Linked DNA regions of Mus musculus: all the other regions are linked to region 1. A link is a loop called in an ENCODE intact Hi-C map of the cell type or tissue named here. Cell type or tissue: left cerebral cortex. All regions are shown on one strand. Each heading gives the region's core, and the rest is flanking DNA. Links, peaks and the distances in the headings are about the cores only.

Region 1 (6,064 bases), core at 419-5,418:
ATATTACACTGATAAATAACTACATTGTCTTAGTGGAGATGTAGGTAGTTTAGAGGTCTTAGTTATGAACAGTGAATGTTTGTTAGAATGGCCTGTGGAAGAACACTTGGAAGAATGCATGAGTTAACCCCTGGACGCAGGCGTGGAACAGTGACACTTGAACACACCTTTAATCCCATCACCAGGAGGCACAGGCAGCTGGCTCACTCGTGAGTTGGAGGCCTGCCTGACCTACGTGGAAGGTTCCATCCAGGCGAGCTACGGCTACATAGTGAGACTGTCTGAAAAAACCTCCTAATCTAGACAGGCTAGTAATTATTCTTTTTAAAAAAATATTTTTTAAATGTTGACATGCTAGTAATTACTTAAATTTTTTTTTTTAAGTTTTAAGTTTCTTTCATTGGCTGATGAGATTGTGTAGCAGGTAGACAACTTGCTTCTAAGCCCAGTGAGTGTAGTCCGTCTCCCAGGACCCATATGGTGGAGAGGACAATTGTTGAAGGTTGATCTCTGCATGTGTGCCGCGTGTAGCACACATATGCCATCCTCACACTTACATGCACATGCGCGCACACACAAAAAGAAATACATAAAATGTATTTTAAAATGTAAAGGTGTTTTTAAAGACTTCTTAAAATACATAGCAGTGTCTTCTTTCTCAAAGATCAGTGACTGGCATAAGTAATAGACGGTTGAGAGCACTGGAGTTCCTGCTCTGTTGGTTTGGACTACACTGAGCTCTTTTTTAAAAAAGATTTATTTATCTATGTTATGTATGAGTACACTGTAGCTGTACAGATGGTTGTGAGCCATCATGTGGTGCTGGGAATTGAACTTAGGACCTCTGCTCACTCCGGCCCCAAGATTGATTTATTATTATATGTAAGTACACTGTAGCTGTCTTCAAACAAACCAGAAGAGGGTGTCAGCTCTCATTACAGATGGTAGTGAGCTACCATATGTTGTGGGGATTTGAACTCAGGACCTTCAGAAGAGCAGTCAGTACTCTTACCCCCTGAGCCATCTCTCCAGCTCCACTGAGTTCTCTTGAAAGCATGTATGTTTGTGTGTCTGTTGATACGTGCATGTGAGAGAGGTGCATTTGGAGGCCGGAGTGTGGATGTCCTGGAGTTGAAGTTACAGGCAGTTTGTTGGGAACCACAGTGCTTCTCTGCTAGAATAGTTTATGCTCATAACCACTGAGCCACCAGCCCCTACGCTGGAACGCTTCATTGGACTTTGTACTTTGCTCAGAGGCTGTCTTCATCTTAGGAAAATCTGCTTTTTTTTTTTTTTTTTTTTTTTTTTGCTTCAGTATGTATGTGGGTATGGTATATATGTGTCCTTTTTAAAAATTAAAAAAAAAAAAAACCCAACCTTTTACAACTTCCCTCTGTCTCCTTTTAGGTGAAGCAGAACCAGCACGAGGAGCTGCAGAACGTCAGGAAGCACATCCACAACTGCTTCTCAAACCTGGGCTGCTTCCTCCTCCCGCACCCCGGCCTCAAAGTCGCCACCAACCCTAGCTTTGATGGACGACTGAAAGGTGGGTGTCCATGCTTGCTGAGGCTCCTAGGTAGCACTTGGACGTTTGTATTGGATTTTGTTTTTATCTTTGCTATTATAAATGTAGTTAGAACAGTTCTCCTTCCCTCCTTGAAGCCTTGCTCTCTTTCAAATTCACGGCCTCTTTTTTCATTACTTATTCTGGCATACATATGTATGTGCATATACATACCTGTTTCTAACAGTAACTGCTCAGTTTGTATAATGCTACTCAGATATGTCTCAGGGCTGACCAGCAACTGCTTGGGTTGGTCCTCCTTGAGGGCGACTACTTTCCCCACTCCCAGCGTCCCTTACTTGCCTGTAAATGTTTCCTTACGTTTTCATTCCAGTGATAACTGTGTGAGAGTTGCAGTGTTCTCCTGTGGTGGTTCTAGCTTGCCTTTGGTTGCTTTGTCACTCTTTAGCATACTGATTGATCATAGCATACTGGTTAACCGTTTTGTTTTATTTAAAAAAGTTTAAAGATTTATTTTATGTATTTGTACTGTCTACACCTAGAAAGACAGCGTAACACCAGAATTTAATATAGGTCCCTGTATGACTTGCTTTTTAAACAAAGGTGCTTTAGTTACTCAAGAATGTGTTTTGAAAGTTCATCATCTGAGCTGGAAGACTGACGGGGAAGTGGGGTAGAAGAGTAGTAGGATTTTCTCTCCTGTAGGAGCCATGGCATATTGAGATGAACTTTTTAGAAAAAAGAATCTTCACTAATAGAATCCACCTCACTGTGTGTTCTTCATAAACAAAACCTCATGAGTTATGTCATTGAGAACTTGTTTCTGGTTTTGGAATAATATGGCGGCTAACTTCATGTCCATCAGATATCGATGAAGACTTTAAACGGGAGCTTCGAAATCTGGTTCCATTGCTGCTTGCTCCTGAAAATCTTGTTGAGAAAGAGATAAGTGGATCGAAAGTCACTTGTAGAGATCTTGTAGAGTATTTTAAGGTAGGTGACCTCTAAGCTAAATGTCTGTCTCAAAAAGAAATGTAGTTTAACTTTTAACACACCTTTATGGATGAGAAATTTACTTTCTAGCAAAAAAACAATATACATTTTTCAACATTAAGGGTATGGAAGGGTCAGTTGCTAAAAGTACTTGGACAATCCTGAGGACCCAAGTTTCATCCTAGATAGCAAATAATAAGCTGGTATCTCACATAGTTGTGACTCCCTTGAGAGGGAGGAGACAGTTGGGGGTTGGATAGGTGGTTGCTTCCCAGCTCACTGAGAAAATAAGAGCCCCAAGTTTAGAGAAAGACAATGAATAAAAGGGATGTCAGAGCGTGAGAGAACACGTGTCTCCTAGTCTCTGCATGGTAGCTAGCGTAGGGTGGGCCCAGACTCGAGTGCATATAAACACAGATGGCTGTGCCTGCACGTGGGATGTACACACACACACACACACACACACACACACACACACGGAAACAGATAAATCTTTTTAAAAAGATGACAGCACATGGTGTCTTCTACTCAGTGACACTACTTGTTGTCAGAATCTCCTTCCTTTTCTGCATCTCTGTTGTGGAGAGAAGACCCATTCGCGACGTTGTAGCACGGCTCTGCCCTTGTGAGCAATGCCTGGAGTCGCTCTATAGCCCAGGCTCTCCCAGAGTCTTCCTGCAGAGTTCTCAGGACTAATAGGAGCTACAAGTGTCTGGGTTTTGAGTCTAGGTCAGTTACTTCTGGAGGTTTTCCTGCTCTGTTTTAGCATTTCTTGTTGGAACAAGTTGTTGATACAGAGTGAGTTGTACTAATAGCTAAGAGATAGGTGGGTGGAGAGCACAGCTGGGGACGCTAATGGGCTTTGCTCCCTGTTAGGTGCTCAGCACTTTCACGAGTCACTGTTTAATTATGAATTAAGTTTGAGTCCATAGAAAGTTGAGGTCAAAAACCTCGTGTTGGATGCTGTGCACTTGTCTTCCTCTTCCTCGTCCCTCCTTCCTCCTTTACTGTGTGTGGATTTCCTTTTTGTGTGGAGTGTGTGTGGATGAAACCCACACTCCCTGCCCCTCACCCCCACCCCAGCCCTCGCCATTTGTTCCTTGAAACTTGATGTATGTTTTAAAGACCCAGGCTCCTGCTCTGACTGCAAGTTAGGGTTTGAGTTCAAGTGTTTAAATGATGATTTAACATGCTCTCTCACATCTGTTTGAAGCATTGAAAGTGGAGAGAATGAAAGATTTCTTTTTATTTAATCGATGATACTTTACATATAAAACTTAAATGTGAAGTAAAATTTTAGATAAGTTGGAATTTAAAAAGTTTCTGAAGAGGATTTTATTTGGCAACATACCTATGTGTTAATATTCAGGATAGAATTGACTTTGTTGTACTTACAGTGTATGAGTTTTAAGGCCTAGAACTTCGTTTTTGTGGTGTGAACTATTATGTTTAATGATAATTCTTTGGGGGGACATTGTATCAAATTGTATTGTACACCAATACAGTGAATCTTGTGTCTTTTTAGGCATACATTAAAATATATCAAGGAGAGGAACTACCACACCCAAAGTCTATGCTTCAGGTAAGAGTAAGGCAGTGTTGGGGGTGGAGAATGAAAACCATGGCTTCAGAGGGTTACAGTGTAACACAAGTGCTTTCTGTATGAGATGGTTTAATACAGGCCTCTCTGAACTAAATGCTTTTTGTGCTTTCATGAAGGGCTATTGCTTGAAGTAAGGATCAGTTTCGTTTACTAGTAACAAGCTGCCTCTGGATATACATTTCCTATATTCTAAAATTTACCACTTTGGGCAATTCCTCAGTTTTATAGTGGGTTAATAGTAATTATATTAAAGCTATGCAACAAAAGACAGTTGTGTGTTTGAAATGACTTTGGTGTAAATCTGGTTGTTCATACAAGGAATTCTTAATTCCCAGGACTCAGCACGTTTTGGGATTACATGTGTTTATCTCTGTCCATTTCCTGAGCACATGGTGATGTATTGTCTGCAGATCTGTTTTAGCACAAATCCCAGTCAGACAGGGAATCCTATTAAGCCTGCGTCATACCTTAAATACTGATACACCCAAAGGGAAGGAAAACTAGGGAGTGATAGTTTTTCTGTTCATTTCCATAGTTATTTGTTGTATATAATTTATTATGTTAATAGGAATTTATAGTCATTTTTTTTCACAGTAATGGGGTATATATATATATTTTATCTTTTAGGCAACAGCTGAGGCTAATAACCTGGCAGCAGTAGCAGGAGCAAGAGATGTCTATTGTAAAAGTATGGAGCAGGTTGGTAACTAATGTTTAAACTTTATGCTACATAAGAGTAGCATAAAATAATTGAACTAATTTGCACTCCTTACATATTGTCATGCTACATTATTCTGTAATTGTCTTTTTTTTTTTTTTTTGGTCTCTGCTGGAATAATTTGTTAGAAAATAAATTACATGGCTAGCATGTAGGGTATGTTTTCTGACTTTCAATTCAGAATTTTCAGCTTGGGATGGAAGTAATAGTAGCTTGAGTCCAGGGCAGTTTCTTCACTAAGCGGCTGGTCTCTGAAGTACTTACCGTGTCACGTGCTCTTTAATCTGTTCTTTTGCTAAGAGTCTGTTGTGCTGCTTCTGTTTACTCGTGGGTAAAGAGAAGTCGGAGAGGGCAGTGTAAAAACTGCATTTTCAGTTTTGGTAGTTTAGTCACGATTGGAAAATTACTCGATTGACGCAGTGTCTTAGGGTTTCTATTGATGCAATGAAATACCAGGAGCAAAAGCCAGTTGGGGAAGAGGGAAGGGGTTATGTGGCTCACACTTCCATGTCACAGTTCATCACTGCAGGAAGTCACACAGGGTAGGAACCAGGTGACAGGAGCTGATGCAGAGGCCATGGAGGGGTGCTGCTTACTGGCTTGCTTTCCCCTGATTTGCTCAGCCTGCTTTCTTATAAGAACACAGGACCACAATGGGCTGGACCCTCCCTCATCAGTCACTAAGAAAATGCCTTACATCCTGATGTTATGTCAAGTTGACATAAGACCAGCCAGCACAGACAGTTGATGTAAGGAGCCATGTTAAGTAGTTTAATTTATGAGACTAAAATCTTTGAGCAAGGAACACTTTTCAAGTATTCTAGCATGTAATCTCTCTTTGTAATTTGGCTTATACAGGTATGCGGTGGTGATAAGCCGTACATTGCACCTTCAGATTTGGAGCGAAAACACCTGGATCTCAAGGAAGTGGCGCTCAAACAGTTTCGTTCTGTGAAAAAAATGGGTGGAGATGAATTCTGCCGCCGTTATCAGGACCAGCTTGAAGCTGAAATCGAAGAAACCTATGCAAATTTTATAAAGCACAATGATGGCAAAAATATCTTCTATGCTGCTCGCACCCCTGCCACACTGTTTGCAGTCATGTTTGCTATGTATATCATCTCAGGACTGACTGGCTTCATTGGCCTAAACTCTATAGCTGTCTTATGCAACCTCGTCATGGGGCTAGCACTGACGTCCCTTTGTACTTGGGCATATGTTAAGT
Region 2 (5,000 bases), core at 1-5,000, 180 kb before region 1:
AGTGATAGGAATTTAATTTTTTTATATTTTTGTTGTATGTGTGTAAGTGTTTTGCTCGCGTGTGTGCCTGTGCATCACATGTGCATCACATGTGCACTGATGGAAACAGAAGCGGGTGCTGGAACCCCTGAAACTGGAGTTAAGAATGACGTGAACCACATATGTGTGTGCTGGTACTAAATCCCAGTTCTGGGTTTTGTTGTTGTGGTTTGGTTTGGTTTCTTCGAGACAGGGTTTCTCTGTGTAGCCCTGGCTGTCCTGGAACTCGCTCTGTAGACCAGGCTGGCCTCGAACTCTGACTGCTTCTGCCTCCCGAGTGCTGGGATTAAAGGCGTGCGCCACCTCCGTCTGGCTTTTGATTTTTTGCCAAGTTCTTTGTAAAAACAGCAAGTACTAACTGTTGAGCCAACTTCAATGATCTTATGAGGAACAATGTGTTTTTATTTGAGCTCAGTTAATATCTGAAACTGACCTACTTTGACAGAATGTTTCAATATTGTATAATGTTTTTTTTCCTCTCTTGTGATTTTAATGTTCTTTCCCTAGTGATAAGAAAGTATAAATCTGTGAGTCACTGGTATGGGAGTGGGAGCATGGCTTAAAAACTTAGTGTTCCGAGTTCTTAGTTCATTAATTCTAAAGCCTTAATAAGCAGCTCTTGAGAGTCCTAGACAAGAGTTATCTCCATCATTTCATTATACTAAAAAGAGAAAGAAGAAGAAAAAAAAGAGGTATTTGATCTAAGGGTAGGCAGACACTAAATTCCGAAAGTTTAATCTATCTTTGGTGTTAAGAATGTCTCATGATTTAGTTTTTGGTATGTTGTTTGACTAATTCTACTGTTTCATTTCATATTACCTCAAAATTTTAGTACTTTTCTAAACTTTTATGTATTTTATTTATGTGTGTGGGTTTTCCCTATGTATGTCTATGCACCACCTGCATGCCTGGTATCCAAGGAGGCCAGAAGAGGGCTTCTGGAACTAGAGTTAGAGAAGGTTGTGTGCTACCATGTGGGTGCTGGGGATTAAACCTGGTCCTCTAGAAGAGCAGCAGAGAGTGGGTGCTCTTAACTGCTGAGCCTTCTCTTCAGCTCCCAAGTTTCAAATACTCTTTAGTGATGGATTGTGATGCACAAAATTCAAACCATCATAATCCTTTATTCATACTTAAACTTTTCCAGTGATTTAATTTTTTTAAAAATTGAGTATGGATGTTTTGCCTGCAAGTGTATATACTGTGGCTTATGTGTGCCTGGTGCCTGTGGGGTTCAGAAGAAAGACTGGATCCCCAGAACTGCAGTTGTGGATGGTTGTGAGCCGCTGTGTAGGTGCTAGAAATCATACCTGAACGACAAATCCTGTGCTGTCTCGAGGGCTCTTTTCCAGTTTATCTGGGCAGGGGATTTACAAATACAAGAACCACATTAACTTATACTTAGATAACTATATATACTATATAATTATAATAAGTATTAGTTTTTAGGATATTACAGATTAAATCAAGGGATAAAGTGTTGCCTACAGCAAAGCCACTGATCTCAAGTAAAGCTGAAATTTTCTTTTACACCAAGTTTTGTTCAGGTGTGATGTAGAGTGCTAGGGTGTCCCTTAGAACCTGGAAGTGATGGAGATAAAGAAATGGTGAACTTATTTGTGATTATATATATTCTCAGCGTTCCCTTGATGTTGACAGGTAAGAAGGAAAGTGTATGCAAAATTTCTTATTTACTGCTTGTTTTAATAGTTCTAAGAACCTACCATTGCACTTTCTACTACCATGCAATCTCTAGGCATTTATTTATTTATTTATTTATTTATTTATTGCCTTGTCTTTTCTGAATTGTTCACTTCAATATAAAGGCAACATAAAGGTTATAAATCTGTAGTACCAGCCGGGCAGTGGTGGCACATACCTTTAATCCCAGCACTTGAGAGGCAGAGGCAGGCGGATTTCTGAGTTCGAGGCCAGCCTGGTTTACAAAGTGAGTTCCAGGACAGCCAGGGCTACACAGAGAAACCCTGTCTCAAAAAAATAAAAAAAAATTAAAAAAAATAAAACCAAAACAAACCAAAAATCTGTAGTACCTAGCACAGTGCTTCCCCTGTCTGACAGTCAAATATTTGTTGAATGAATATTGACAAAGTAGGCTGAATACTTAGGAATCCTGTCATTATCTTCATCTTACAGCGACAGTCTGCAGTAGAGGAGTTAAGTAGATTTTACCTCTCGAGCACACAGAGAACCTTGGAGTAAACCTGGGCTCAGTGTGCTTTCGAGTCGAGTTGCAGTCCAGTCTCCCCTTTAACTTCACTCAGTTTGGTAAGAGTTAAGGCTATCTCGTGAATGATGGATTAAGGTTAAGACTCTAAGAAATGATCTTTGGGGGCCTTTTTGTGTTTGCAGGTAAAGTTTATGAAGACCATTCCTGGCACAGCACTCGTAGAAATGGGTGACGAGTACGCTGTGGAAAGAGCTGTCACCCACCTTAATAATGTCAAACTCTTTGGGAAAAGACTTAATGTTTGGTAATTACTTGTCCTAAGTTATAAATGTTAAAGAATGTTTTGAGATTCTTGTTAACTTTAGAGTATTTTGTAGTAACTGAGCATATATCTGAAGGGAACAATATTAATATTGTTATTATTGGCAACAAGTTTTAAGGTTATGCAATTGTTCTAATTTTAAATGAATTTTTTTATTTAGAAATTAGAAATATGTTTATATATATGAGTGCAAGTGCCCAAAAACGTCAGAAAAGGGCATCATTCCCTGTAGCTGGAAATGTAGGTGGTTGTGAGCCAGTCAGTCTTGGTGCTGTGAACTGAACTCAGGTCCTTTGCGATAGCAGTAAGCACGCTTAACCACTGAGCCCTCTAGTAACCAAAATCTCCTAGTTTTTACTTTCATTATTGTAAAACAATGTTAAAACAGATAAGTCCTTAAGATGAGAATATATTTGATATATTTTATTTCTAATTGATACTTAAAATATAGACATGATTGATTATAACCCAAAATGCATACAGTTGATGTATTCTGTACCTCTTGATTCAACCATCCATAATTAGAGAATGTTTGTGAGAAAAAATTATATATCTGTACAGAACATAAACATAGTATTTCTTAAATAATATATACATCTATACATTTAGCATTTATACTATGTTATATATTAGATGTTTAGAGAGGTGATTTGCATTATAAAGAAGGCAATAAAATCAGGCATCATGGCATAACCTGTAATCCCAGCACTTGGGAGTTGGAGACAGGAGGATCAGAAAGCCAAACTCTTCCTCAGTTACATAGTGAGTTCCAGGCCTGCTTCTCTCAAAAACAAAAACAAGCGCCCAAAACCAAGAGAGTAAATAAGAAGAAGGTTGTGCATAGTTTAAATGTACATGCTGTAGCATTTGGTAGAGACTTGAGTCTCTTGTTTGTTTATTTTCCTTGGCAGGAGGGTGGGGTTCCTGGACCAATCCCCTTGGATAAATGGTTGCCTGCACCAAATTTAAATAGCACCTTCTTTTGTTAATTCATAGAAATATTTGTGACTACCTGCTGCTTTTTGTCTAACAAGATATATTGTGCTTTTCTTTTCTAATCTTCAGTGTGTCTAAACAGCACTCAGTTGTTCCCAGTCAAATATTTGAGCTAGAGGATGGTACGAGCAGCTACAAAGATTTTGCAATGAGCAAAAATAATCGCTTTACAAGTGCTGGACAAGCATCTAAGAATATAATCCAGCCACCGTCATGTGTGCTGCATTATTACAATGTTCCGCTGTGTGTCACAGAAGAGACCTTCACAAAGGTGGGCACTGAAGAAAGCAGTGTTAGAATGCTGCGCTTTGTGTTTTACGTTTATGTAGTATTTCATAGTTCAGCCTCATTTGAGAATTTTTCTAAAATCCTGCTTTTTGTTGTTAGTTTGGTTTGGGTTTGTGTACGTAGAGCCTACAGGTTGGTGGTGTTGGATGGTTTCCTCTGTTGATCTCCACCTTGTGTATATTCATTAAATTTGCTTTTAAAATATGAACATTTTGCCAGTGGTGTGGTGCACGCCTTTAATCTCAGCACTTGGGAGGCAGAGGCAGGTGGATCTCTGCATTTGAGCATAGCCAGGTCTACAAATTAAATTACAGGACAGCTGGGGCTATACAGAAAAACCCTGGAGAGAGAAAGAGAGGGAGAGGGGGAGGAAGAGAGAGAAAGGGAGAGAGGGAGAGGGGGAGGGAGAGAGAGAAAGCATGAACATTTCATTTTCATGCATTTGTGTGTCATCCTTGGGCAAGGGCCATGCTAAGTCTTTGTGTCCAATTTTAGCCTATGCATTGCCAAAGTGAGCATTGCACACTGAATCTAGAACTTGCCAGTTGTCTAGACTGGGTAACCAGAAGTTTCTAGGATCTTGTCTGCCTCCCGGAAGCCTACATGTTTATTGGTCTTTTGTTGCGGTATAGCTCAATCTTTTGGGAACTTGGAATTAGGTTGGTGTTTCCTTACCTCACAAAGTAACTTTAATACAAGTACCTAAAATAGCTCAGTTGTGACAAGGTAGGCCAAAGCAGCTAATTTAGCTGAGTGTGGTGGGTAGTACTAGTGCTAGCCCTTGGAAGGCTGAGAGGCAGGAGGATTACTGACATGCATTTCAGGCTGTTTCAGTTACTTAGCAGGAGCCTGACTCAAACAAAACCAAACCAAACCAGAAACCAGAAACCACAGGACACTTACTGCACTTTAAATCTCACCCTCCCACTGTAACTCAGAACTGTGGCAGCGCTTCAGGGGTCCGGTACTTTCCGGAACTGTGCTCCTTTCTTCAGTGTTCAGATAACTCTTCATAAAGTCTGTGGGAATGTATTACAACTTAAAAAATCTGTCTTATTATATATACAATTATTTACATAGCTTCAAACCAATTTCAGGGTTTTTTTTTCCTCAGAACTTGATGTTAACTTGAACATACATGAATTCATGTTGTACTAAAGGCTTAAATGC
Region 3 (5,000 bases), core at 1-5,000, 190 kb before region 1:
TTTCTATTTTGAGACTGACTGGCTGTGAACTTGAAGTCCCCTTCTGCCTTCATTTTGAAGGGCTGAGATTACAGCTGTGCTCCCATACCCAGCTAGTTCCTGCTGTTTAACTATGGGTTTTGCTTGCTGGCTCTGGAGTTTTATTTTAGTTTCTGTGTCTCGATGTTTTCTAATTGCTTTGCAGGAGGGGTATTAGTGATTGGAAATGGGATTGGGCTTGATTGAGTCGGGTGTGAGATAAGTAAGCCTTCATTCGAGGAGATTAAAACCTGCTTTACTTGACGGAGAATGATGTTGTGTTTTGATATTTCTTTTTTTTTTCAGCTATGTGATGATGATGCCATTTAAACGACAGGCTCTCGTGGAGTTTGAAAATATAGATAGTGCCAAAGAATGTGTGACATTTGCTGCAGATGTGCCTGTGTACATTGCTGGCCAGCAGGCTTTCTTCAACTATTCTACAAGTAAAAGAATCACTCGGCCAGGAAATACCGACGATCCATCAGGGGGCAACAAAGTGCTCTTGCTCTCTATTCAGAATCCTCTTTACCCAATTACGGTGGTATGTATCTCATTCAGTAGAACAAACTGCCTCTATGACAACTTGCCTGTAGACTTCTTATCTGCCAACTAGTTTTTGGTTTTGTTGTTTTCCTTTGTTTTGAGACACATTTTCATTATGTAGCCCTGGCTGGCCTGAAGCTTGCTATGTAGACCAGTTTGGTCTGGAACTTAAAGAGATCTCCCTGCCTTTGCTTCCCAAGTGCTAGAATTTAAGATGTGCAGCAACATGCTTAGATAATTTTTTTAATATTTATTTTTATTTCTTCTGTATGGGTGTTTTGCCTGCATGTATGTCTGTTCACCAAATGTGTGTAGTCCCCTTGAGCCATAAGAGAGCAGCACAAATCCCCCAGACCTGGAGCTACAGATGGGTGTTGGCTGCTGTGTTGCTGGAAACCCAGCCAGGGTCTGAGCTGCCTCTATCTAGCCCAGTGGTTCTCGGCCTTTCACAGGGTCGCATATCAGAGATTTACATTGTGGTTCTCAACAGTAGCAAAATCACAGATATGAAGCAGCACTGAAACACTGTTATGGTTGGAGTCACCACAGCATGAGGAGCTGTGTCAAAGGGCCACAGCATTAGAAGCAAATGCGATCCTCTTTTGAAAAAGCTTAGTAATTAAGAGGAATGGTGTCTTGTAAGTTTTACTTTTTAGATAAAACAAAATGGAATATAATTTTAATGTTTTTCTAAATATAAAAAATGAATAAATATACTTTTTTTTCTTCATAGGATGTTCTGTATACTGTATGCAACCCTGTTGGAAAAGTACAGCGTATTGTTATCTTCAAGAGAAATGGGATACAAGCAATGGTTGAATATCCTTTATTTGTAAATGTGTTACTGATGTATAGAAGTGTTTGTAATTCATATTGATATCTTTTTTTTTTTTCTTCTTGAGCATTTTTAGGCAAGTGTTGTATTTTCATCTTAGAGCAGTCTTAAGTTTGTTGTCTTATTTTGAGCTAGGATCTTGTATAACTCTGACTGGCCATTAGTTCAGAGATGGGCCATTTCTGAGTACTGAGATTAAAAGTGTGCACCACTGGGCTGGAGACATGACTCAGTGGTTAAGAGCACTGACTGCTCTTCCAGAGTTCAATTCCCAGCAACCACATGGTGGCTCACAACCATCTGTAGTGGGATCAGATGCCCTCTTCTGGTGTGTCTGAAGACAGCAACAGTGTATTCACATACATAAAACAAATAAATCTATGAATTTAAAAAAAAAGAAAAAGAGGCAACCCTGACAGGGTCCACATTTTTTTTTTTTAAAAAGTGTATACCACTGTGCCCTGCTTAAAAGATGAAATTCTAGTACTTATAGGGGAATTTTACTATTTTGATAACTTTGTACCATAAAATAGTCCCCTAAAGTACTGAGGGTTGAGACCATTGGCTCCACGCGCTCGTCCAAGCACTCTGACAACTGTGTTACTTCCTTGGCCCTGTTCTTTAAGAGTAAAATAATTTTCTGTTTCATAGTTATAGATTGCCCTTCACTGGGGGATAGAACCTCCTTCGTTCTCTACTTTATAGACCTTCTAGTGATTTGGAAGGGTTAATGTGGGCATGTTGATCATGTTATATTTTCTGTGTTATTCTCAATCTTTAAATCTTTATTAAATAAAGATTTACTTAGAAATTTTATTTGGGAAAACATTCTCAGAAACACAGTGTTGGGTTATCTTTTTAGTTCATTAGGAATGAAACACAACTAAATTTAGGAATTCTTCAGCCACATTTCCTTAATGAAGCCTTACGTTTGAGTCAGTCCTTTGCGCCCAGAAGGCTAAAGCAGCACTCAATGGAGCTGATATATATGCCGGATGTTGCACACTAAAAATTGAATATGCAAGGGTAAGCATTTCTTTCGACAGTCTACCAAAGGAATATTTATACTTGGGTATTCAATTTAAACTTACTTATCTTCACTTTCCACAGCCAACTCGTCTAAATGTTATTAGGAATGACAATGACAGTTGGGACTACACTAAACCTTATTTGGGAAGACGAGGTAGGTATTTTACGAATTTTAGAATGTACTGAGATCTGCTGAGAAACTTTACAAGCAGTCGCATTCTTTTTTTTCTGAGATGAGCTAGTTAATTAAAATGAAAATCTTGTTGAATGCTTTTGTTACAAAAGTCCGTGTAATGCTGGAAATTAACCTTGGACATTAGTGCCCCCTACTGGTACCTGCTGAGCTTATTTATATTTAGTTCAACAAGGAGCCCTCACATACAGGCACGCCCGCAGTTCAAGGACTTGCATTTCTCCAAGCAGCTCTCTCTCTTTGGAGGAGAGGAAACTGATTCAGAATATTCCTTACAAACTGCAAACTTGCACACTGCTTCTCTATGGAAAGGACTTTTCCCCCAAGCTGGACGAGGCATTCAGAAGGCTAGAGGACTCCGGCAGGCTGACTCTACACTTCATCATGCACAACACCGGCATCAGCAAAGCCCTCTGAAAAACTCAGACTTGCAATTCACCTTGACTGCATACTACATGCATCATCAGCCCAAGTTTGTAAAGGACGACATTTAACAGTACTTCAGACTTGCATGGGATGAACACCATGATAGACTGTGCCCATTTATTCAAGTTGTATGTATACTGATCGGATTTCCCTTAAGGTTCCAGTTGTAGAGTTTTTATTTATGAAAACTAGACTTTATGTAATGTTGTAAAGTTTACTGCCCATTGATGTAACTGTATTCAGCTTAGATTTTAAATTGTTAATTGGTTTTTAACCAGGGGTCAGTTTATCTACACACCTTGGGGATTGATAATGCTTAACCAATTCACACAGACGTTAAAGATCTGTGGGTAGAAAGGTGTGGTTTGTCTGAGGATAAGCTGGTCAGTGGTGTGAAGCACGCGCTTAGTGTGAATCCACCCTGTGTTTGATCCTCAGCACAAAAAAGTACACATTGTGGCATATAAGTTTACTTTGTTATTGTTTTTGTTTTTCCCTAATTATGAACATGAACAGAGGGTCTAACAAAATGAAAAGGTGCATTATATGTAAAAGATGTTTTTCTGTGTGGTTTGATTTTTGTAAGTGGTTGTTTATAAGTTGTCACATTTTGTAACAAAGGGTTTTTTTACTTATGTTAATTTGTGTAACCAGAAAATTTGACATTTCAAATATAGGTGAAAATAACGTGTCCTTTTCAAGATAGAATATATCTAAACTTGATAAATCTGAATATTAAGAGCATTTCATTTGAAATGCATTTCCACCAGTAGCCTATAAATGCTAAATTTCACAAGCATAGGTTTCACTGATAAATTGTTAAGTAACTGGTAATTTTGAAATATACAAATTAAAATGTCAATCTTGTAAAAACAAGGGGGCTTCAGTATTGGCTACATTCCAGCTACAGTATTAACAGTGGACTCCATATTAGAAAAACCCTAGGTGGGTGTCTGTAAAGTTAGCTAGAAACCACCGTCCAGAATACCTTGAGCAGTGCTTGACGGTACGTGTGCTTAGCCGAAGGAAGGAGAGTGAGACACAGTGTTCACACAGATACTACGATTGACTACTTTTGCTCTCAGTTTCCAGGAAACCATTTCATCTTATGCATGCAATTGTAAATAGGCTTGTTTCATAAAATGTATTTTTGTTAGACCCCCATTTTTGATACTTATGGAAATTTGCTTGGTTTATGCTTGACGCAGTTGGATCCAATACTGGAAACCAAATCCTTAGGAACTCAAACAAGAGGACATATGGTTGATGAGAAATCTCTCACTTCTGACCACTAACGGTTACTGAACACTACATTTTCAATATAAACTTGCTTCGTCTGACTTACCTATCAACCTGTCTACCCACCCTTCCTTCCTTTTCTTTTTTTCTTTGGGGGGGAGTGGGACACACACTTTAGGACAGGGTTTCTTTGTGTTGCCCTGACTATCTTGGAACTCATTCTGTAGACCAGGGTAGCCTTGAACTCAGATCTGCAGGCCCTTGCCTTCAGAACGCTGGATTAAAGGTGGGTGCCATTCTACCCAGCAAAACACTTACACATTTAACATTGTGTATTCTTCTAGTAGATTTGAATTTTACACAAAGCCAACTTTTTTTTAAATGGAATTCTAGTTAGATAATTTATTTAGAAACATATAAGGTAGCTATCTGAAGAATAAAACATAATTAAGAAAAGTAAAATAAATTTATATTTATGCTTTTAGGGAAAATACTCTTATTTTTTCTAATTTATTATTGATAGGTAGCTTTCTTGCTAGACTTGCAGCTTAAAAACATAAAATAGTTTCTGTAGTGATTTAAGCTTGACTCAAATTGACAGTTTATTAAAATTATTTGTTTGCTTTGCCCTTTATGGAGAGCCAGATATGGTGGTACATGCCTATAATCCCAGCACTTGGGAAACAGGCAAAGAAAGAGAAGTTTGAAGTCAGC
Region 4 (6,064 bases), core at 467-5,466, 340 kb before region 1:
AGCCCTTTAAAATTGGCTTTTTAAAAGAAATGAGACTGGCTCTGAAATTTTAGCTGTAATATGGCAATTTATTGTAATTTGGGGGGGTTGTAGGATTAAAAAGAAGATTGGTTGGTGCTTTTTCTTACTAGAATTTCTCATGTTTTAACAGCCGATCAAAATCCAGATCTCCATCTCCTAAAAGAAGGTAAGCTAAACATTTTGTTGCCAAATCTTGTCAAAATGTGGCCTCCTGGAGAACAACTGCCTACTCTAGTCTTTGAACTCTTTGGAAAGTTGGTGCTGTATAGATTGGATATATTTTTCAATGATGGCTTTTTATTTTCCTATTAAAATTTTAGTTTAACCACGCGTGTTAGAAAAATGTAAGGTGTTTTAGTCTTGAGTGTCTTGTAGCAATGGCATGCTTAAGGAACATTTTTTCTCTCTCATATGTATAATAGCTGAAGAGAAAATGTGCATACAATGAAGAAATTTGAAAATAGTTGCAAATTCTATAATTCTAACACCTATGTCAGGTGGAGGTCTGATATCTTTGGCCTCTCCAGCCACTTGTCCCACACACATAATTAAGAGTCTTTAAGGAAAAATACCAAGCAAGTTCAAAAGGGGATATATGATTTTTTGTGTGTTAGATCTTTGGTAGAAGGTATTTGATCCCTTTGAATGTACTGAAATACTGAATTGCTCTGACTTGTACACAAGAAGCTTCGTTACACTAATTGGTTCCAAACTTAATGTTTTTCTTTTTAGTCGTTCCCCATCAGGAAGTCCACACAGAAGTGCAAGTCCAGAAAGAATGGACTGAAGTTCTCAAGTTCACCCGTTAGGGAAAAGTTATTTTGTTTACATTATTATAAGGGATTTGTTATGTCTGTAAAGTGTAACCTAGGAAGGATCATCAACCATCTAATCAAAATGGATCTGGATTATTACTCTGTAAAATTCACAGCAGTAAATATTGTTTTGTTGAATGTATTAACATCTTATGGTCTGAAAATGTGGGTTTTTATTTGACACGTTTAAATAAAATGTTTCTAACTAGATGTTTTGATTTTTGTGTTCAATATTAATACTTTTCAATTGGGTAAGCATCAGGCAAGGTAACAATCAAGAGAATTATTGGCCATATTTATATGGGCCTGTATTCAAAGTTTAATGGTGTTAGTTAAACATCATTAACTGTTCTATACGTAACACTGGCCAGGATCTGAAAGGACTTTGAAATTTTCATTTTACTCTTGTACCTTTGGGTAAGATGATCTTTGAGTCCTTAATAGCATGAGTGCATCATGTCAGATCTCTAAATTGAGAATTGGTGTTAACAATTTGGAATTGTCAAGCTTAGAGGGACCACTGATAAGCCTACAAATTGGTGCATGACAGAAAATAAGCAGAGTTACTGACATGTCAGTAGAAACTGATTTCTAGCGGCTGAGATTTTAGTAGTGTAGTTTTTCAGGCTATTAAGTTGGGTTAATTCTGCTCAATGTACTTTTTTCCTTTCAAACAACCAATTTAATACCAAAAAATGCATGTTTGAGGAATTGTCTGAATTTGGAACAAAACCTTGTAAACCAGCTTTGCAAAATTATCCAGCCCCAGTCCTCTGTTCTTTTGAATGGATTGCCTTATCCTGTGCAAAAACCTGTTAATATCTGAGCTAGATTTTGTATGAAGCTATGTGTAATTGGCAGACTTATCTGTTGCACTTGGTTAGCTTGGTTACTGACATTGTTCTATTTTGCCAAGCTGGTATAAAGAGATGTCAAGCAAAGTGTTAATAAGATAAAGCAGTTTTGTAAACCTTACATATTAGCATTTCATGTAGCTAAGGATTGTTATGTTTTTGTTTTGGGTTTTTCCTCCTTTGGTAGTGTCTGGTAGACCTTAGAATGGTGTAGCCAGTAGGTTCTTACTCAGACTTTAAATATATTATGCATAATAGGGCAGTAATGGTCATTTTCAAACGTTTTTTGGACAAGCTTTTTACTATATTTCTTAGCCTTGGTGTAAAAACAATAGCACAGGAATCTGTCCTTGTCTATTTTAGGCTTTTTCATCGAAGTTGTCTGCCCCAAATTTATTTGGCTGAGTGGTCACTAGTATGTTGAAAGTCATTTGGGTTCTGTTTTTAGAATTTGACTGGTTGAATAAGTGGTTGGTATGAAGCTATGTGTAATTGGCAGACTTATCTGTTGCACTTGGTTAGCTTTAATTGTTCTGTATTCAAAAATTAAGTTTGTTCAATAAATCTGCAGAGATTGAACAAATAATCCTGATATTCAGTCTTTGGAAGTATGATATCTGAATCAAAAAACAACCCATGTAGCTTTTAAAGATTAGCTAGCAGTAGCATTCTAGATATATATAACCTAAAGGGATGAGAATGGAGTAAAGCATCTTAGTAAACAGTTAAGCTTTTACAAGAGCTTGGGCTGTGTAGTCAGTCAGACACCTGTTAGGTGGTATCCAGTCCATTTAGTACACTTAGTTTTTTGGTAGTTGAGACCACCACTGCTAGACAAGACAGGAAAAGTGCTGATACTTTTTTAACACTAGTTTTAAATAGCCCAGGCCCTGTTGTGAATGTATGTATGTATGTATTAATCATTTTAGCCTTTGGGGAATGAAGCCATTAAGATCAGGAACCTATGGTCATTCTAGGCTACATAAGCCATTGGCATTCTGGAGGCTGAGGCTGGAGGAATCTAGAGATAGAGTGCAATGTGGGCTACAGTCTGAGGCTCCTTATGCCACCCACACCTACCTCCAACCCCACCAGAGTTTATGTAGTCTTGGAACTCACTGTAGAACAGGCTGGCCTTGAACTCTGATTGGCCTGCCTCTGCCTCCTAGTTAGTGTTGGGATTAAAGGCAGGAGCCACCATTCCCTGGCTCAGCAGCCTGAGACTGGGACTTCCCAATTAACCCTCCGGAAACCCCCATCCCATCCTCCCTCCTGCTTCTATGAGGGTGCTCACCCACTCCTGCCTCCCTACCCTGGCATTCCCCTACACTGGGGCATTGAGCCTTCGCAGAACCAAGGGCCTCTCCCATTGGTGTCCGAGAAGGCCATTCTCTGTTACATATGCCATGGGTCCCTCCATGTGTACTCTTGGTGGTTTACTTCCTGGGAGCTCTGAGGTGTCTAGTTGGTTGATGTTCTTCCTATGGGTTGCAAACCCCTTCAGCTCCTTCAGTCCTTTCTCTAACTCCGTGCTCAGTCCAATGGTTGGCTGTGAGCATCCACCTCTCTATTTGCTAGGCACTGGCAGAGCCTCTCAGGAGACACCTATATCAGGCTCCTGTCAGCAAGCACTTCTTGGCATGTACAATAGTGTCTGGGTTTGGTGACTGTATATGGGATGGAATCCCAGGTGGGGCAGTCTCTGGCCTTTCCTTCAGTCTCTGCTTCACACTTTGTCTCCATATTTCCTCCTGTGAGTATTTTGTTCCCCCTTCTAAGGACTGAATCACCCATGCTTTGGTCTTTCTTCTTGAGCTTCATGTGGTCTGTGAATTGTAGCTTGGGTATTCTGAGTTTTTAGGCTCACAACCACTTATGAGTGAGTGCATACTGTGTGTGTTCTTTTGTGACTGGGCTACCTCACTCAGGATGATACTAATTCCAGCCTTTTGCCTAAGAATTTCATGAAGTTGTTTTTAATAGCTGAGTAGTACTCCATTATGTAAATTTACCACCTTTTCTGTATCCATTCCTCTGTTGAAGGACATCTGGGTTCTTTCCAGCTTCTGACTATTATAAATATGTGTCCTTGTAATATATGTTGGAGCATCTTCTGGGTATATGCCCAGGAGTGGTATAGCTGGGTCCTCCGGTAGTACTATGTCCAATTTTCTGAGGAACCTCCAGACTGATTTCCAGAGTGATTGTACCAGCTTGCAATCCCACCAGCAATGGAGGAGTGTTTCTCTTTCTCCACATTCTCACAAGCATCTGCTGTCACCTGAGTTTTTGATCTTAGCCATTCTGACTGGTGTGAGGTAGAATCTCAGGGTTGTTTTGATTTGTATTTCCCTGATGACTAAGGATGTTGAACATTTCTTTAGGTGCTTCTCAGCCATTCAGTATTCCTCAATTGAGAACTCTTTGTTTAACTTTGTACCCCATTTTTTTAATAGGGTAATTTGTTCCTCTGGAGTCTAACTTCTTGAGTTCTTTGTATATATTGAATATTAGCCCTCTCTCAGATGTAGGATTGGTAAAAGTCTTTTCCCAATCTGTTGGTTGCCATTTTGAGACTGGGACTCTTCAACAACAAAAACCCACCTTTTTATCCTTGTATAGAATGAGGGAAGCATAGCTCCCCCATCAGGCTTTGAACAACTATATTAAGTGATTAGCTTTCTTTTTAAGGTATAATATATGCATTGCATATGTAGTGCAGGTGCTCAGAGAAGAGAACATTAGATCTCTGGAACATGTTACAGGTGATTGTGAGCCACCTGATAATACTGGGAGCCCAGCCTGGGTCCTCTCATAGTTGTCTCTCCAGCCCCTTTGATTTTGCAAATTGATAAGGCCCAGAAAGTATCAAATTGGCAGTTGGCATAAAAGAAAATGACCTGGGATAAGTAGAGTTTTTATTAGGAAAAAGAAGCAAAGGTTTAATACTCGACTTGCTGTGGAGTATTTTGCAAAGTGAAGATGGATAAACCCAGAGATGACTAATAACTAGGATAGTATTTTAGTATAAAATCATCATCTAAGAACAGAGCTTTTTTAAGGTAGGATATCACTTTTGTCTAGGCTGCTCTGAAATTTGTAATTCTTTTGAGAAAGTATTAAAATACGTTCCTGGCAGGCCTTGAATTAGCGGCAGTCCTGCTTCACAGTGCTGGATTATAGGCTTACAACCATTCCTGGCTCAGGTCTGTATTGGGATGGGAAGGTTGGAGACCTCATTGAGTATTGCAGGCTGACTTAGAACTCGGGTCCACCTGCCTGTGCCTCATGGGTATTAGTATTAAAGGTGTATGCTACCTGCTACCACATGCAGTAGAGCCTCAGGCAGCCCAGGCTGACTTGGAACTCTTTTTTTGTTGTTTGTTTTTTTCGAGACAGGGTTTCTCTGTGTAGCCTTGGCTGTCCTGGAACCCACTCTGTAGACCAGGCTGGCCCTGAACTCAGAAATTCGCCTGCCTCTGCCTCCCAAGTGCTGGGACTAAAGGCGTGCACCACCACCGCCCGGCGACTTGGAACTCTTGCTTCACTGGTGATTTCATACATGAATGCTGCATGATCTTACCCTCTCCCTGCTTTTCCAATTTTACTTTTTCTGAAACAGTTGCCCTGCCTGTTCTCAATGTTGTAACAGGCTGACCTTGAACATCCTGAGTGTTGGAATTACAAGCACCTGCCAACATTCCTGCCTGACTTCGGAGTTTTAAAGTTGTTTTTTTTTTTTTTTTGTTTTGTTTTGTTTTGTTTTGTTTTTTTTCAAAGACATGCTTTCTCCTTGTAGCCCTGGCTGTCCTGGAACTTACTCTATAGACCAGGATACAGATCTATCTGCCACTGCCTCCTGAGTGCTGGGATTAATGGTGTGCACCACCAGGCCAGGCTAGAGCTTTTCATTGTAAAATGAGGAGAGGAAGCACAGTAGGAAGGTTAAACACTTGGTAATTAAGAGTAAAGCTACTCAGGCTGGAGAGATGGCTCAGCAGTTAAGAGCACTTTTGGCTGTTCTTCGTAGGTCCCAAGTTCAATTCCCAGCAACCGCATGGTGGCTCACAACCATCTGTAATGGAATCTCATGCCCTCCTCTGGTGTGTCTGAGGACAGCTGCAGTGTACTTATATATACATAAATAAATAATTAAAAAATTTTAGAAAAAAGAATAAAGTTCCTCTACCATTAAAGTAGTGGTTTTGTGTAGACATTTAACACCTTTAGATAAAAACAAGGAACGTGATTGTTTACTTTTGAATGTGAGGTGAGCTGTTCAACAGTTGATCTCCAGTACTAATATGGCTGGTCTCATCTGGCTAAAAGGGTGTCCTTTTCCTCCTTCATCACACCATGTATGTCTCTTTCAAA
Region 5 (6,064 bases), core at 506-5,505, 1.0 Mb after region 1:
AGAACCTAAATGACACTCCTGATACTTTTCTTTTTTGTGATAATGGTATACACGTTAACACTGATCATATTATTGGCATACTTATGAAATGGTTTGTGTAATGCTTATAGGAGTCTGGCATCTTATGTGCTGCTTTCCTTCAGTTTCTGGTATGTAGACCTCCATTTATGCCACAGTGCTAACCTTCAGTCTCATTTGAACATTACTAGTCAGTATCGGGGGCAGCACTAATTGTATAGTGCCTTTGTTTTTGATTCCCTGTTCCACAGACATTTCAGGGATGATTGTGACCAGGCCACATAACAGTGGGAAGAAATAATGTAGCAGGCGCTGACTATCTTGAGCTCTGCTGCTCTCACCTTACCCGAACTCTACAGGGTAGAAAATAATTAGATGTGAGAGGGTTATAGGTTTATGTCCCAGCCCTCACCGTTATTAGCTGTTTGAGATTCAGTTTAGTGATATGCTTTTCATTGTATGATGCTGGTGAGGTAATGTTTTTATGTGCCATGTAAAAACTCTACTGTATAATTTATTTAACTCTCAAAAAAGCCCCATGAACTGTAAGTATCATTGTTATTATCATTTAGAAATGAGGAATTTTCTCACTCATAAATTTATATTTTTTAATTTATAACGAGGCTTATAGAGATTATGTAATGTGTGTTCTAAAAAAGTGTTCTGTTGTGTAGGTATGAAACTAAAGCCGACACATCAGTTCCACATCCTGTATACGTAAACACAGGCTCTGCCTCGCCACAGAGCTTTTAGGGATCATCTTTACTTCTGTATGTGAAAGATTCTGTCACCTGCAACTCCATACTTGGAGTTTAACACACTGGTAACTGCAGGTTTTTGTGGGGGCTGAAGAGATAGCTCAGTAGTTAAGAGTACTTGCTACTCTTCCCAAGGACCTGATTTCTTACCCCAGCACAGATACTGGGCAGCTCACAACCAACCATCTAACTCTAGTGCCAGGGAGTCGATGCCTTCCTTTGTCCTCTGCACATAGGGCCTATAGACAGGAAGAAACATGCACTTAGACATAAGTAAAACTTTAAATGAAATCTTTAGAAAAAAAGAAAAGAAAAGGTTCTTTGTGTCGTCAGTTGGGGTAAGAGCTGTCAGCATGTCTGCAGTGGTGTCTGGTGTTCTTCTGTGCTGCGCAGGCATAACCCCCATCATGCCACTGTTTGCATCGAGTGGTTACATCCTAGCTCCTTTCAGGTAGCTTTTTTTGCTTCAAAAATTAATCAAGCTTTTGCTGATAAGACACTGACCTTTTCCTTATAATAGTACTCTTAAAATCATTCCTAGGACATTTAAGCTAGAATATTGGAAAGATTAGTCTTCCGTGCTGCGTAAATTCATTTGCTCTTAACCTTACTTTCCTTCCTTAAAGTCATGCGGCAAAATGTGAAGCGAGCAACCTTCGATGAAGTCTTAGAACTCATGGCCACGGGATTTCTGCGCGGAGGGTCGGGTTTCCTAAAGAGTGGCGGAGAAATGTTGAAAGTTGGAGGGTCTGTTAATCGGGAAGTGAGAGTTGGTGTGACACAGGTTTGTAATGCACATGCGTGAGTGGGCTCTGTCTGGATCATTGCATGAGAGACTGTCGTAAGAGCAAATCGGAACATTTTAACAGCCTGCTTTCTTTGAAACATTTTTAACCAATGAATGGATTAAATCCAGATTGCAAATCTCATCGCATACTTATAAGTAATGGTAGATTCTCCTTTTTTCTTATGTCTCTTTTGGGGGGGGGGAATACTGTGAACTGATATTAGGGCCTTATACATACTAGGCAAGCAAATACCCTACCACTGAGCTATATCCTGGTCTGAGAGTTAAATTCTTGATGTATAAATGTCTATTTTTACTATATGTACATAAATATCTAAAAAATATTCTCAAATTTTATTTCACAACAAATAAGTTATAAAGTAGGCTTTGCCTAGCATGGTAGTGTAGGCCACAGGCTGAGACAGGGGGATCTTTAGTTCAAAGCCAGCCTAAGTCCCATCATGGAGACTTTACTCAAAAAAACATAAACATGAAATAATAAAAGTGAAACTAGATACAATATAATCCTTTAAAAAATAATAAAGTAAGACAGTTTTGTTTAGAACTAAATTTAGACATTACTAGTTTAGACATTTAGACTAACTTAGATTCCATAGACCTTGTGATTTGATTGATTTATGCCTCTTATTGGATTTGTCAGTGACTAATCTGTAATGAATTATAAAATCAAATATGACTTGGATTTATAATTTCAAAATAATAACTAATATTTACAGATCTGATACCATCTAGTAAGTTTGCATGGCTCATGGTCTTAGTCAGTGTCACCATGAAGGTATCTTGTCCCTGACACAAAATGTACAGTGGAAGCCATCTGCTTATCTCAGGAACTCTGGCAAGAATGCTGCAGCTCTTAGTATCTATTTGCAATGGTAACTTCCATTCCATAAGTTGTTACTTTGCTGATCCTGACTGAGTTTAGCTCTGCTGTCCACCTTAGCCCGGTCTCTTTACTTCTTCATGAGTGGCTTGTCCTCGAGACTCTTACGGTGTTTTGACTTTGATTTTTAGATAGAGTCTTTCACTCTGTTGCCCAGGCTGCCCTTGGACTTGAGGTGATTGCCCTGAAGGCTGAGATCGCAGGCACGCAATACAATGCCTGGCTCTTTTCAATAATTTTGTATTCAAGCCAGGCATAATAGCACGTGCCTTTAATCCTAGTAGAGGCAGGCAGTTCTTTGTGAGTTCAAGCCTGGCCTACATAGTGAGTTCCAGGCCAGCAAAGGTTCCATGAGACTCTGATTGCAAATGAACAAAAACAAACGAAAAGAATTGTCTCATTCAAACATTCTACCAGTAATTCCTTTGGTAGAAGTCGTAAAAAGATGTGAAGTTCATCTCTGCTGTTTAATCTCAGGTCTAACTTGTTGTGTTTGCTTCCATCGCTGTTTGGCTGTCGTTTTCTGTGCTGCTTTCCGTCCACCCAGAGGTACCTAAAGCTGTGTCTTAATGTGTTTCCTAGGCCTATGTTGTCTTTGTGACAACTCTGGGTGGCCAGTGGCTGGAGCGTAGCTTTGCCACATTCTTGTCCCACGTACTTGATCTGGTTTCCCATCCTCGAGCAACACAAACACACGTGGACGCTGTGTACTCCAGGCGATGTGTGTCCTTCATGCTGAGAGCTACCGTGGGCAGTCTGTTAGGTGAGAAAGCCCAGATAGCAGCTGCCAAGGAGATCTGCCAGGCAATCGGAAAGCAGATGAAAGCTGTGGGTAAGTGAGACCTGGTGTCGTAACACGCGCTGCTGCTGACCCTAGACATTTAATTTAGTTCTCCCTATCTTCTTTCCCTCCCGCCTCTCTTCCTCCCTTCCTTTCTGTTTCGGGTTGGGGGAGGGGGGTCTCACTGTGTCCCAGGCTAGCTTCAAACTTGTAATTTTCCTCTCATGTGTATCATGTGCATGCCTGGTGCCTGTGGTGGTCAGGAGAGGGGCTTCAGAAACCTCTACTTCTGAGTCACAGATGCCTGTGAACCATCATGTGTGTGCTGGCACAGACCCAGAGGGCAGCCAGTGCTCTTGGCCTCTGAGCCATTGTTCCAACTCCTTATGTCAGTTTTACTGAGTGATTTTTAAAAAATATTAAAGCAGCATATAATTGCATTGAAACAAAGCTTTAAAACTGAGCGGCACGTGGGTAAGGTTTGGGTTTGGGTTTTTTCTAGTGCCTGTGCTGCTTTTAAGTCTCCCAGAATGCACTGGTGTATTTTTATTTTTGTGGGATAATCTGATGAAATTTTCCTGCTTGAAGCCTCTTATTATGTAAATATATATTTTTTCCTGTTTTTCTTTCTCTTTTCTAATAGGCCTAATATGAAGACGTAGAAAGTAATAGTTACAGATAACTATAACCGCTTATAGGACACATTGCGAAAAGTCAATAATTCATAATTTAAAGAAATAATATTTTAGATAAAATTGTATTTGACCCATAAACTTGTTTTTATTTGGAGATCTAATGTGACATTTTAGTGCTTATTACAACATGTCATGTTCAGATCAGGGTATTTGGTTTGTTCACCACATCAAAAGCGAACCACCTCTGCTGGAAACACTCAATATCCCCTCTCTTAGCTGTTTCCCTGTGGAGACGTGACTGCATCTACGTAGTTATGTTCCTGGGCTATAGGACATTCAGACTGGAACTTTATCCTCACCTGAAGCCCAGGAAAGAAACCCTGGTCAGAAAGGAGCTCTTCCCCATCTCTGTGTATCACTAAGTATCTGAGCCATGAGAGCAGCAGCAAGCTCTAAATGAACCCCACGAAGCTCCTGCCTTTGCAGATTATACTGCACTCAGGACCAGAGTCAGGCAAGGTACAAGCTGTGTGACAGTTTAGGTTTAGCACCATTAGAAGTAGGCACTAATTTCTAATGAGGCAAATTATATTGCCCAAAAGAGGTCTTTAAAAATAAGGATATACCATATATAGAAATAATCACTTAATTGTCTTATAGCATGAACAAAATAAATTTTCAGTTTGGCTTTTTTTGCATTTTAATTAATAGCTTACTTAAAGTTTTTCAGTGCATAGGGTAGATGAAAGCTATCAATGAAAGGGTGTTTGGATTAATGAGGTCTTTCTTAGATATAGCTAAGGAGTAATCTATCCTATATTCACAACTGGAGGAAGACTCGCATGCTGCTTCAAGTATCTCAGTGTCAGCAGCATTGTGTTAAGTGGCAGGCATAAACTAGCACGCTGGCTGCAGTAGCTCAAAGTGGAGTTCATGGCTTGCCAGTCCAGAAATTCCCACAAAGAAAGAGGGATTAGTTATGACTATCATTTTGTACTGTATATCTTTATTATCAGTTCATGGTGATAATTAGTTTTGTCGGCAGTGGTGGCGCACGCCTTTAATCCCAGCACTTGGGAGGCAGAGGCAGGCAGATCTCTGAGTTTGAGGACAGCGTGGTCTACAAAGTGAGTTCCAGGACAGCCAGGGCTACACAGAGAAACCCTGTCTCAAAAAGAAAAAAAAAAACTGGAAAAAAAAGAAATATTAGTTTTATGGCTGTAATTTAGCTATTTGACCTTAAAAAAATAATCCTAATTACTGGATTAAGTGCCATGATTATATCAGGGATTTATGGACCATGAGGTATTCTCAATTAGCAGTGGTTTGTCAAGGCATATTTAGTTGTCTCACATTTTAATTCTTGTGGCTATTAAAGGTTTGGGGAAGAGACATGAGAATAAGAGGGAGCGGGGAGGGGTGTCCCCGTCAATCCTACGCCCCTGTCCTTGCGAATCCACTCTCTGGTCAGTGATTTGGCAGTGATGCCGCCAGTCTATTGGAGCACTTGAAGCAGGAGTAGTAATAATAATTAACAACTAACATGCTACTTGTTAGGCATGTCCTGAAACGGGATGTGTATATGCATTGTTGACCAGTTAGTCAGCACAGGCGCCTTTGAGACCGATGAGGAAGACTCTGCTATAGCAGAGTCGAGTAGCGCGCCCATCACAGAACTTATATGAAGTTGCTATTAGAGCCCAAATCTTGTACCCCCAAGTCTGCCTTTGTTGCTGGCTTGTTTGTTTGTGTTTATTTTCTGTGGTATTAGGGATTGAACCCAGGACTCTGGGTTCAAGCATACAAGGCAAGCTCTTTGACACTGAAGTATATCCATGTTTCTGAGCCTACTTTTGTAAAACATCAGGGATTCCTGCTCCTCCTTATTTATATATGCATCTTCCGTGTGTGTGTGTGTGTGCGCACACACACACACACACACACACACACACAATATGTATCCTAGCATTGCTGTGACTCTGTTCAACAGCGTTTTAATGTCCATCCAGGGCTGGCAGGGTAGCTCAGCAGTTAAAGGCACTTGCCACGAAGCTTCATGACCTGAGTTCAGTTCCTAGGAAAATGTGGAAGGAGAGAACTAACTCCAGCAAGCTGCTCTGAGACTTCCACGTGCAAACTGTGCACACACATACCTCTTTCCCTAAAAAGTTTAAAGCCAACTCA

What was found. Hi-C counts contacts between places; a loop is a spot of excess contacts. Peaks named below come from ENCODE experiments on the same cell type or tissue, not always from the same donor. Only the 100,000 strongest peaks of a DNase experiment are listed, where the experiment ranks them.
Region 2: it touches region 1 in a loop (3-fold over the local background); 3 of 42 quality-filtered maps call a loop at or near these places.
Region 3: a loop joins it to region 1, with 2.8 times the contacts of the local background. A loop is called at or near these places in 2 of 42 quality-filtered maps.
Region 4: a loop joins it to region 1, with 11 times the contacts of the local background. A loop is called at or near these places in 22 of 42 quality-filtered maps.
Region 5: it touches region 1 in a loop (5-fold over the local background); 2 of 42 quality-filtered maps call a loop at or near these places.

The regions. Positions count from the first base shown.
Region 1 is chr17:79,852,590-79,858,653 of GRCm38, reverse strand. It overlaps Atl2 (atlastin GTPase 2), which reads left to right. Exons shown (of 13, transcript NM_019717.3): 8 at 1,408-1,546; 9 at 2,391-2,518; 10 at 4,044-4,100; 11 at 4,749-4,820; 12 at 5,698-6,064. Among named protein-coding and RNA genes, the nearest start is that of Atl2, 41 kb to the left of the region's middle. In left cerebral cortex, for the core only: no CTCF peak of the experiment used is centred there; a DNase peak (open chromatin) is centred at 2,913.
Region 2 is chr17:80,032,859-80,037,858 of GRCm38, reverse strand. It overlaps Hnrnpll (heterogeneous nuclear ribonucleoprotein L-like), which reads left to right. Exons shown (of 13, transcript NM_144802.4): 9 at 2,407-2,528; 10 at 3,612-3,813. It overlaps Gm22215 (a small nuclear RNA gene), which reads right to left and starts at 4,352; the gene lies at 4,250-4,352. In left cerebral cortex, for the core only: no CTCF peak of the experiment used is centred there; no DNase peak of the experiment used is centred there.
Region 3 is chr17:80,046,190-80,051,189 of GRCm38, reverse strand. Hnrnpll (heterogeneous nuclear ribonucleoprotein L-like) reads left to right here. Exons shown (of 13, transcript NM_144802.4): 3 at 325-562; 4 at 1,298-1,383; 5 at 2,329-2,425; 6 at 2,510-2,582. Among named protein-coding and RNA genes, the nearest start is that of 4933407O12Rik, 14 kb to the left of the region's middle. In left cerebral cortex, for the core only: CTCF peaks have their summits at 495 (motif pointing right), 1,727 (motif pointing left) and 2,760 (motif pointing left); DNase peaks (open chromatin) are centred at 437 and 2,764.
Region 4 is chr17:80,196,292-80,202,355 of GRCm38, reverse strand. Srsf7 (serine and arginine-rich splicing factor 7) reads left to right here. Exons shown (of 8, transcript NM_146083.2): 7 at 152-187; 8 at 754-2,276. The coding sequence ends at 808. Among named protein-coding and RNA genes, the nearest start is that of Gm51284, 4.4 kb to the right of the region's middle. In left cerebral cortex, for the core only: no CTCF peak of the experiment used is centred there; no DNase peak of the experiment used is centred there.
Region 5 is chr17:78,821,728-78,827,791 of GRCm38, reverse strand. Heatr5b (HEAT repeat containing 5B) reads left to right here. Exons shown (of 36, transcript NM_001081179.1): 7 at 1,403-1,560; 8 at 3,047-3,296. Among named protein-coding and RNA genes, the nearest start is that of Heatr5b, 11 kb to the left of the region's middle. In left cerebral cortex, for the core only: no CTCF peak of the experiment used is centred there; no DNase peak of the experiment used is centred there.